3 separate regions of the Homo sapiens genome follow, and regions 1 and 2 are each linked to region 3. A link is a contact called in ENCODE Hi-C or POLR2A ChIA-PET data. All regions are on one chromosome and are shown on one strand. Each heading gives the region's core, a stretch centred on a gene start or an enhancer-like site at or near the end of the contact. The rest is flanking DNA. Distances are from core to core; before and after follow the strand shown.

What was found. A loop is a pair of places that touch in the nucleus more often than their neighbours do. ChIA-PET counts read pairs that join two places held with the same protein, here RNA polymerase II (POLR2A). Pooled maps may share reads with other maps.
Region 1: a map of mammary epithelial cell shows a loop between it and region 3 (6-fold over the local background). The contact joins two enhancer-like sites. A Hi-C loop is called at or near these places in 1 of 168 maps with a recorded cell type or tissue (mammary epithelial cell) and 1 of 50 pooled maps. POLR2A ChIA-PET finds 5 or more read pairs at or near these places in 3 of 52 experiments (MCF 10A, WTC11 and activated CD8-positive, alpha-beta T cell).
Region 2: POLR2A ChIA-PET joins it to region 3 with 16 read pairs in activated naive CD4-positive, alpha-beta T cell. The contact joins the promoter of LINC01891 here to the enhancer-like site in region 3. A Hi-C loop is called at or near these places in 5 of 50 pooled maps. POLR2A ChIA-PET finds 5 or more read pairs at or near these places in 9 of 52 experiments (BJ, CD4-positive, alpha-beta memory T cell, T-cell and 4 more).

What each region holds. Positions count from the first base shown.
Region 1 is chr2:234,257,461-234,260,591 of GRCh38, forward strand. No RefSeq gene overlaps it. Among named protein-coding and RNA genes, the nearest start is that of LINC01891, 200 kb to the right of the region's middle. Within about 2 kb of position 1,316, at least 6 of the 41 ENCODE cell types and tissues checked have a DNase peak (open chromatin) inside an H3K27ac peak, as active enhancers do.
Region 2 is chr2:234,453,186-234,456,514 of GRCh38, forward strand. It overlaps LINC01891 (long intergenic non-protein coding RNA 1891), which reads right to left and starts at 1,410. Exons shown (of 3, transcript NR_146988.1): 1 at 1,300-1,410. It also overlaps the pseudogene HSPE1P9.
Region 3 is chr2:234,334,647-234,338,189 of GRCh38, forward strand. No RefSeq gene overlaps it. Among named protein-coding and RNA genes, the nearest start is that of LINC01891, 120 kb to the right of the region's middle. Within about 2 kb of position 1,330, at least 11 of the 41 ENCODE cell types and tissues checked have a DNase peak (open chromatin) inside an H3K27ac peak, as active enhancers do.

The DNA.
Region 1 (3,131 bases), core at 66-2,565, 77 kb before region 3:
GATGTAGCAGTACAAACCCTCAGGCATTATGATAGGGGTGACTTTTGCAAATCCCCCCGATATGGTTTGGCTGTGTCCCCACCCAAATTTATCTTGTATCGTAGCTCCCATAATTTCCACGTGCTGTGAGAGGAACCTGGTGGGAGGTAATTGAATCATGGGAGCAGTTTCCCCCATGCTGTTCTCATGGTAGTGAGTAAGTCTCACAGATCTGATGGTTTTATAAAGGGAAACCCCTTTTGCTTGGCTCTTATTCTCTATTTGCCGGTCACCATGTAAGATAGCCTCTTGCTCCTTTTTCGTTTTCTGCCATAATTGTGAGGCCTCCTCAGCCATGTGGAACTGTGAGTCAATTAAACCTCTTTCCTTTGTAAATTATCCAGTCTTGGGTGTGTCTTTATCAGCAGCGTGAAAACGGACTAGTATACCCCCTAACCCTAACCCTAACCAAACAACTTTGATTTTGTCAGAAATAACCAGAGTTGGTTTTCTCAGTAATCACCACCAAATTTCTCACCATTGCATCTGGAAAAGTGGAAACAGCATTCTAGGACCCTGCCAAGGATGGGAAGGCCGGGAGGGGTGTGGCCTGTGTCTCAAGAACAATCTACCTGTAACCAGACAGGGTTGTTCATCTTTAGGAAATCCCTACTGCCCTAAGCTAAGACGGTGGATGTGAAAATGTCCCACTTGCTGGAGGAGGGAGCTTAACCTCGGAGAGAGCATTTCTGAGGCTTCTGTGGCATCTGTTAAGTCTTCAAACACATAGGACTCTCTCCAAGTCAAGCGACGAGAAAGTGCATTTTTCACAGTGCTTGCTGCAGCACGTTTCAGGGAGCATGTGTGGAGCCTCCTGGTGGGGAGAATACCTGGCAGCTGCCAGACACATTCACTGTGGGATTCTGTGGCTCGGAGCACATGTCCTGTGAGTCACAGGATATGAGACAGTGAGGAGGCAGAGGGTAGGGAGAGGGCAAGGCGCTCCAGAGGCTGCAGCAAAGGAGAGAGGGGGATGCCTTATTTCTCTTAATTTTTAACCTATATAGGCAATTTTGCAATAAAATGGGTTGGCTACCAAGTATATTTCCCTAGAGCTCATGAAGCATTGGATCCTTTGATTGCAGAAATCCAAAGATAACAAGGTGAAAATTCAACTCACAATCCATATTTCAATTTGCCATTTGTGGTTTGTAGTGATTGGTCTGAGCCTGTGAGTAATCTAATGGTGAAACATGGTTGCACGCTAGAAAAGCTGTAGTTTACAGCAAAAACCAAGGAGCTATGGGCAAAAACTTTAATCACTTCAAAAAGAAGTAATTCACCTGGAATCACCTTTCCTGCAGGCAGTGAGATGTGCGGAAACAGGCCCCGAGCTATAGGTAAGAACACCCAGGTGTTGGGGCTGCCCCTGCTGCTTATCAGTAGATCTCTGAGCCATCCATGCCCCACCTGGAAATACCCTGAGATCCTGTTGAATGAGGTTCTTTGCAAGCCACAGAATGCAATATGAGGATGAAAGTTTCTTTATAGTTGAATTTGTATAGTATCCATTGACAGCACAGTTCATATGGGACCACAAACAGAGATCCGTGTACCATGCACCCAGCACTATGCAACAGGCACCATGTACTAAGCAGCAAGCACCATCGCTGACTTGGGGCTAAAGATAAACACATGCCAGGCCAGGCGAGGTGGCTCACGCCTGTAATCCCAGCACTTTAGGAGGCCGAGGCGGGCGGATCACGAGGTCAGGAGTTGGAGACCAGCCTGGCCAACATAGTGAAACCCCATCTCTACTAAAAATACAAAAAAATTAACCAGGTGTGGTGGCGGATGCCTGTAGTCCCAGCTGCTCGAGAGGCTGAGGCGGGAGAATCACTTGAACCTGGGAAGTGGAGGTTGCAGTGAGCCGAGATTGCGCCATTGCACTCCAGCCTGGGTGACAGAGCAAGACTCCGTCTAAAAAATAAATAAATAAATAAAAATAAACACATGCCAAATAATAACAGAGTGTTGGATAGGAAGGTAAAGTTGGGCCTCTTGACCAGAATAAAAATTCGTTCATTTGACCAACATTTACATCTTTTGCATTTATTTTCTATGAGGTGTACTATGTTCTCTGAGAAATCCAAAGCTGAATCAGAAACAGGTCCTGCTGTCAGGGAGGTGATAATTTAGTAAAGAATGTAAATTCATCTACAAATATCTGTAGCACAAAGTGGTATTATGCATTTTACTCAGGCCTTGGTCACTGGGTATAGAAACTATTCAGGAGAGGAAAAGCCATCACCGGAGCTCTGCTTGGTGACCTCTCAGCCTTAGCCCCAGCCTCACCCTCACCTCAGCCCCAGCCTCAGCCTCAGCCTCACCCTCAGCCTCACCTCAGCCCCAGCCTCAGCCTCACCCTCACCCTCACCTCAGCCCCAGCCTCAGCCTCGGCCTCGGCCTCAGTCTCACCTCAGCCTCAGCCTCACCTCAGCCTCACTTCAGCCTCAGCTTCAGCCTCACCTCAGCCTCAGCCTCAGCCTCACCTCAGCCCCAGCCTCACCTCAGCCTCAGCCTCACCTCAGCCCCAGCCTCAGCCTCACCTCAGTCCCAGCCTCAGCCTCACCTCAGCCTCAGCCTCAGCCCCAGCCCCAGCCCCAGCCCCAGCCTCAGCCTCAGCCTCACTTCAGCCTCACCTCAGCCTCAGCCTCACTTCAGCCTCAGCCTCACCTCAGCCTCAGTCTCAGCCTCAGCCTCACCTCAGCTTCACCTCAGCCTTCCTTGCGGTAAGTTTGCAGGAAAGATAGAATTCTACTACTAAAGGCATGAGCAAAGGAAAATGGAGGATATATTATAGCGACCTAGAGAAACAGCACACTAGAAAGACACATAAATGCCTAATTGTAGCTGTCATAGAAGACCTCAGGTGCCACTGGAAGGGTTTACGCATTGTGATACCAGTGGGGAGCCATTGCAGGCTTCGGACCAGGGATCAGGGAGGGCGGGGGAATCAGAGACCTCTGTTTCAAGCAGGCGTGTGTGGTTTCCCTTAAAACTTGAACTGAGCCTGCCTCTGGATGAACCCCTTTTCTCCCATGGCTGGACCGAGCCAGCAGGCTCAGCCCAAGGCAGAGCCAAGAGCAACC
Region 2 (3,329 bases), core at 160-2,659, 120 kb after region 3:
TTTGGAATCTCTTGCCCTCATGGTGAGTAGTCAGAAAGAAACAGACCCATAGGATACAGGGAACAAGAACATAAAGAAGACAGCCAGGATTGAGAAAGTGGCCAGTGAAGCCACGAGAGCAGGTGTATTTTCACAGGGGCAGAGAGTAAAAAATAACAACCAAGAGCGTGGGTGAATGCCAAGGCAGCCTCAAGAGAAACAGGCAAGAACCAAGCCCTGGGAAAGTAGCACGTCAGGACTTGGCTGCAGGGACAGGGGTAAGCCCGTCAGAGCCCCTGCATGGCTTTCAGATTACACAGACTTTAACCGCCCAGTTTACCCTCACCCCAAACCTTTATAAATCACCTAAGAGCTAGAAGGAGCCTATAAGGTATTTTGTCCAACACTCTTATTTTACAATTGAAAAACAATGAGTTAAAACTGGGCCTGGTTATTGACAGAGGTGGGTCTACCATCTAACTGTGCCTTCTTGTCCAGCATTTCCTCCACTTCCCATGTATCCAGAACCTAGAATTAAAACAACTGGCCGGGCACAGTGGCTCATGCCTGTAATCCCAGCACTTTGGGAGGCCAAGATGGGAAGATCATGAGGTCAAAAGATCAAGACTGTCTTGGCCAACACAGTGAAACTCTGTCTCTACTAAAAATACAAAAAATTAGCCAGGCATGGTGGCACGTGTCTGTAGTCCCAGCTACTCGGGAGGCTGAGGCAGGAGAATTGCTGAAACCTGGGAGGTGGAGGTTGTGGCGACCCAAGATCGTACCACTGCACTCCAGCCTGGGCAACAGAGCAATACTCCATTTCAGAACAAAAACAAAAAGAAAAACAAACCATGTTCTAAGTATTTCAAACATTTGTCTATTGTCTGTAGGATTTACTCCCTCCAGTTTCCTAGCAGAGAGAGAAAAGAGTAAAATTAGAATGATATGCATTTATTTCAATATTGAAACCACATTTTGAAGAGTTCACTGAACTAAATGAAGAACCTAAGCTGGTCTATTAACTATAAGCAGACTTCGCACATGAAAAACGGGACATTTTCTGGATGATTGACACTAAATTCAACTTGGACAGTGAGCTAGCATCCAGGAGAGCCAGTTACTTTGGTTTTAACAAACCCCAGAGAATGGATTTCCAGTCCTGTCTACTCAGTAGAATCAACTAAAGTTAGTTTTCCCCAGCTACAAATATCTACAAGTGTTAGCTAAAATATGAAGTTTATTTAAAAATACATAGTTGAATTAACAAAGACAGAGATTCTCAAATGCTAGAAACAAAGAGAAAATTAAAAGCCATACCAATATAGTGTGTGTCAAAGGTGTAGTCATCAGGGCTGAGAGCAGGGAGTTATCTGACCCAGAAATAAGAGTTTTAAGTTAGCATCCACATGAAGACAGGAGAGGAAGTTTGGGGTAGGGTTGGAACGGAGAGCTTTATATAAAGCTGATATCTTTGAAACTCACCACCTTCAATGAAGAGGAAACAAAACCAACCCATCGACGTGCTGCTACCCAGGTCTCAGAAAAGAAAAAAAAAAAAAAGTCTGAATTTAAATTACTTGCGTGGGGCAGGAAACTCTAAGTTAAGCTTGTAACATATGAATTGGCCCTGGGTTGATAATACCCCTGTAGCAATTCAAGATATTGAGGTAACAAAATTATCTTAAAAGATTAAAAAATAAGTATGTTTGAAGTTATGAAAGCGATTTCAAAGAAGAAATAGAAAATGTAAGGAAGAACAACACGTAATGAAAACAGGACAGATTGACAAAAGGAACAACTAGAAGCACGAGGGATAGTTTGAATTGAGGATGGACTGAATAGATTTAGCTACGCTCTCTACTTTTTGTCATTAGTTATCATTAGTTTATTAAAAAAGACAGATCTGGAAATTATTTACATGATGAAAGATTTCAGAACTTCAGTGGAATGGGCAGCTTCAAGTTGATGTCATTTCAATAGTAACTTATTTCAGTCTACATACTTCCCAAGAATGCACCATCTCTTTTTTATGTATTTATTATTTTGAGAAAGAGTCTCACTCTGTCGCCCAGGCTGGAGTGCAATGGCATGATCTTGGCTCACTGTAACCTCCGTCTCCTGGGTTCAAGCCATTCTCCTGTCTCAGCCTCCCGGGTAGTGGGGTTATAGGCACACACCACCACGCCCGGCTAATTTTTGTATTTTTAGTAAAGATGGGGTTTCACCATGTTGGCCAGGCTGGGCTCAAACTCTTGACTTCAGGTGATCCGCCCACCTTGGCCTCCCAAAGTGCTGGGATGACAGGCGTGAGCCACAGTGCCCAGTCAGAATGTCACCGTCTCTAAATAAGAAATAATCCTTGTCATCTAGAACTACTCTGGTGCCTCCATATTCTAGGAGAAGAAATTTATCTCCAACTCTCATGCTAACTGGTTGAATCTCTCCACCCTTTCCTTTAGAACCTGATCCAACAGCTACTCCTTTTGCTTGCAATACTTTTCCTTGAGATTTTTCTGGAAGCATAATGCCTCCTTTGGTTACAGTTGTGGTGGCAATCCTTTCAACAAATACTCTGTCAAAGAGTAGAAGAAACTTTCTAAATGCTTGTCCTGCCATGACTTCCTCAACCGCAGACTCATACTCCGCTCTCGTGCAGCACCACAAGGAGAGATCCCTCTATTCTTAATTTATAATGACATCCTCCTTTGGTTTTTTGGTTCCATAAAAGCTCTTATTAAAAAAAAACAAAACAAAAAGAAAAAAACAGTGAAATGTTGAACTTTTTTTTAAAAAAATTTTACTTTAGGTTCTAGGATACCTGTGCAGAATGTGCAGGTTTGTTACATAGGTATACATGTGCCATTGTGGTTTGCTGTGCCTATCAACCTGTCATCTAGGTTTTAAGCCCCACATGCATTAGGTATTTGTCCTAATGCTCTCCCACCCTTTGCCCCCCACCCCCCGACAGGCCCCGGGGTGTGATGTTCCCCTCTCTGTGTTCATGTGTTCTCATTGTTCAACTCCCACTTATGAGAGTGTCGAACATTTTACGAGGTTGAATAATGTTCCTTCAAAATTTATGTCCACCTGGGACCTCGAAATTGGCCTTTGCACACAGGGTCTTTGCAGATGTAATCAAGCAAAGATGAGGTCATACTGGATTGGGGTGGATCCCCATCTAAATGACTGGTGTCCTTCTAAGGAGGCCATGTGAAGACACACATAGAAACGCAGAAACACAGAAATATGGAACAGAAAGCCATGTGATGACAGAGGCAGAGAGGGGAGCAATACAGCTGCAAGCCAAGAAATGCCAAGGACTGCTGGTATAGGGGTCAAGGGAACTC
Region 3 (3,543 bases), core at 80-2,579:
AACTCCTCTGTGCCAGCTTTATGCCACATCCCTCTCAAGAAAACTATGGCACATGTCTCTTTTCAAAGATACACCATAAAGAGAAGTATGTTTGTTTTTATTCCAATGTTAGTGCTTCTTAGCTACAATAGTTAATCTACAGCAAATTATGAGAAAAAGGGTGCCTTAAGCAGAGCAGAGTTTGCTACAATGGATGGTTTTTCCTGACAAGTTTGTCTGTGCACATTTCCTGAGATTCCCATTTCCTATAATACCTTGTACTTCAAGTTTATTCTCGTTGCATTATTAAATTGCGAGTGATCATGTTTCTCACTGCAGTGGGACTCCCTCCACCATCAGCTGAGACCGCCTAAGCTCCCAGAGTAACTCAGAGAAGGAAAGGGCAGGCTGGTTCCCAGAGGCCCAGGGAAGCATGTCGGTCTGTGTGACCTTGTGTTCACACATCCCAGGTCTGGGATTCTGGCCCAGGAAACAAGATTCTCATCCACATTTTAGAAACCACAACTTTATAATACCTGCTTCTTTATTTATATTCAATCAGTTTAACCATTTGAGGAGTAAGTCAATGAAAATGTTTAACAGTTAAAAAACATACAACCACTAATTTTAGAATAAAATATTCAGAAAAAAAATGTTAAGCTTTTAAATAGTTCATGTTCTATATCACCCTTTGGAAGATTCAGGTTTACCTAAATTTTTTATTAACGGGACAGCCACCTTCTAAACAGGGACAGAGTTCTATAGGCACAAAGGGGTGGGAATACAGTCCAGGTCTTCTGTTCACATGGACCTGAGAGAGAGCAAGTAGAAAGTCAGTGATTCAATTGCTTGGTGGGTTAATGCCATTTCCCCTTAAGGAGGTATTGCTAGATCCTTTTTAGGACTCAGAGGAAAATAAGAAATATTGCCTGATGTCTACCCACTCCCTTCCAATTCTGTTTCAATGTTAGAATTTTCCTTTGCTAACATTTAATCTCTGTAGAGGGTCAGCTACTTAATGCAACAATGTTTCATTTCCATGGAAGCATCTGTTTGCTGAAGACATGGGGGTTCCCACGGCAACCTACTGACATGGGATTTTGCAGTCCTTCCTCCCGAATTACCAGGAAGCCAGGGCTCACGTGTGTGGGTGTCAGAGCTGACAACTGGCCTCGTCGGCGTCCATCTCTTCCTCCACTCCCTCTAATGAAATTAAGTCCCTGCTGCTGGACAGCGTCCTGCTAACAGCTCGCAGATTGCCCCACCTCTCAGGGCCTGTCTGGGCATCTTAGCAGCATCTGCTTCCAGCCTGTCACGCTCTAGACTCGTGATAGCTGTCTGCTGACTAGATGGCATTCTGATAAAGGGCAGAAAGGCAGAGCGATGTCTGTTCTGGGGTGTGTGCCAGGCACAGGGTGCGGGACAGTGGTGACGCGCTCTGCCTTTCCTCAGCCAAAACCACAAGCCCTTGTCCCGTGCAGCGTCCTCATGCGAGATGTTCCGCAGAGCCACTTCATGGTTCTCAGCACACTCAGAGCACTCACTGTGGCTTTCAGCAGCACGAAACAGATGCTTGAATGGGCCAAGAATGGGGGGCAGTGGCTCAGGCCTGTAATCCCATCACTTAGGGTGGCTGAATCGGGTGGATCTCCTGAGGTTAGGAGTTCAACACCAGGCTGGTCAATATGGTGAAACCTCGTCTCTACAAAAATACAAAAATTAGCTGGGCATGATGGTGGGTGCCTGTAGTCCCAGCTACTTTGGAGGCTGAGGCAGGAGAGTCACTTGAACTCGGGAGGCAGAGGTTGCAGTGACCCAAGATTGCACTCCAGCCTGGACAACAGAGCAAGACTCCATTTCAAACCAAACCAAACAAACAAACCCAAGAATGAATGAAGCATTTGGGACGTTACGCGATAGGAGCTGAGGCTTGGGGGCAGGCACTGTGCTGCATGTTATCCCACTGTTAGTATCTTAAAGACAGGGACACAAGTTTAGGGAACAAAAGCAAATTAGGCGAGGTCTGACTCCAGGACCTGAGGCTCAGCCGCTGTCTGTGACTCTAATCCCCAAATTGCTTTCCACTGTCAGGAGTCCACACTCTCAGTAATGAAACTTCCTGTACCACTGGCTTCTTTTTTGTTTTTTTGGATGGCATCTTGCTCTGTCACCCAGGCTGGAGTGCAGTGGTGCCATCTCGGCTCACTGCAACCTCCGCCTCCTGGGTTCAAGTGATTCTCCTGCCTCAGCCTTCCGAGTAGCTGGGACTACAGGTGCCCGCCGCCGTGCCTGGCTAATTTTTCTATTTTTAGTAGAGATGGGGTTTCACCATATTGGCCAGGCTGGTCTCGAACTCCTGACCTTGTGATCTGCCCACCTCTGCCTCCCAAAGTGCTGGGATTGCAGGCGTGAGCCACTGCACCCAGCCACCACTGGCTTCTTATGTTAGTGCTTCTTGTGCCAAAACTCAGGTGACTGGAGAAGGGAGGAGCCACACAGTCTTCTCCAAGTGTGTGGCCTGTCCATGGGCTGAGATGCAGCTTTCAGCCTCTGTGGCTGTCTTTTCTTTTATCCATATTCTCATATCTCCCATTCTAGCGCTGTCTCTTATCAACCTAATTGAGTGACATGAAAGGGCACAGCTTCAACTGTGACTCAGGGGAGCGAGGGACAAAGGAGGAAGGAGGTTGGGGACCTGACGTCTGTCTTTGGTGTTTCCCACTCCCCACTGCTGCCTTGTCGCTGTGGATTCATTTGCCATCCTGAGGTCACCGCAATCCTGGTCTGTCCGAAAGTGTGCTTCACTAGGGGTAGCACTTCCCATGTTGGGCATGAATTGCAGGAAGGAGGCTCAGCCAGCCTCTCAGAATAACCTCCTTCCAGCCAGGAGTGACACAAGTGTGGGCATGAGGGATTCACCGGTTCTTGAAGGGTTAGGTCCTCTGGTGGTGTTGTGGAAGGAAGGCACCCCTAGCAAGGGAGGCGGCCAGGGAGGGCAGAGTCCCCTGCGAGAAGCTGCTTCTCCAGCCATATTTCTGGGGTTGTGGTTAAAGCTCAGTGAGCCGGAGCCTTACCAAGGAGGCTGATGGCCTTGGTCACAGCCAGGGTGACATCCCAGACAGGTCACTGACCACAGAGCTGCTCCTCAGATGTTTAGGTCGGACCCTCAATCAAGCAGCGTATTCTGAATTGAACCTCTCTTGGGAAATTACTGGCACTAGCTAAACCCACAGAAGTGTGTGTGTGTGTGTGTGTGTGAGACACACATACATGGACATTGAAAAATAGTAATAAAAAAGCACCTGGGTACCCACTGTCAGGAGAAAAAGTAGCTATTATCACTACCACAAGGCTCCCTGTTGCCTGTCTCCAGTACCTGTCTCCTCTTTCTGACTTTGAGGTTAAATGTCTATGTGCTAATATGTTGTTTAAGAATCGATCCACATAGACAGATGATAGATAGATAGATTCCTAAACAACATATTATTAAGTTTAGGAAAACAGAGTAATAAGCACAAATTGAGCTGTATAAAAAATAGACTGTGTCACTACTGGAAAATGCAG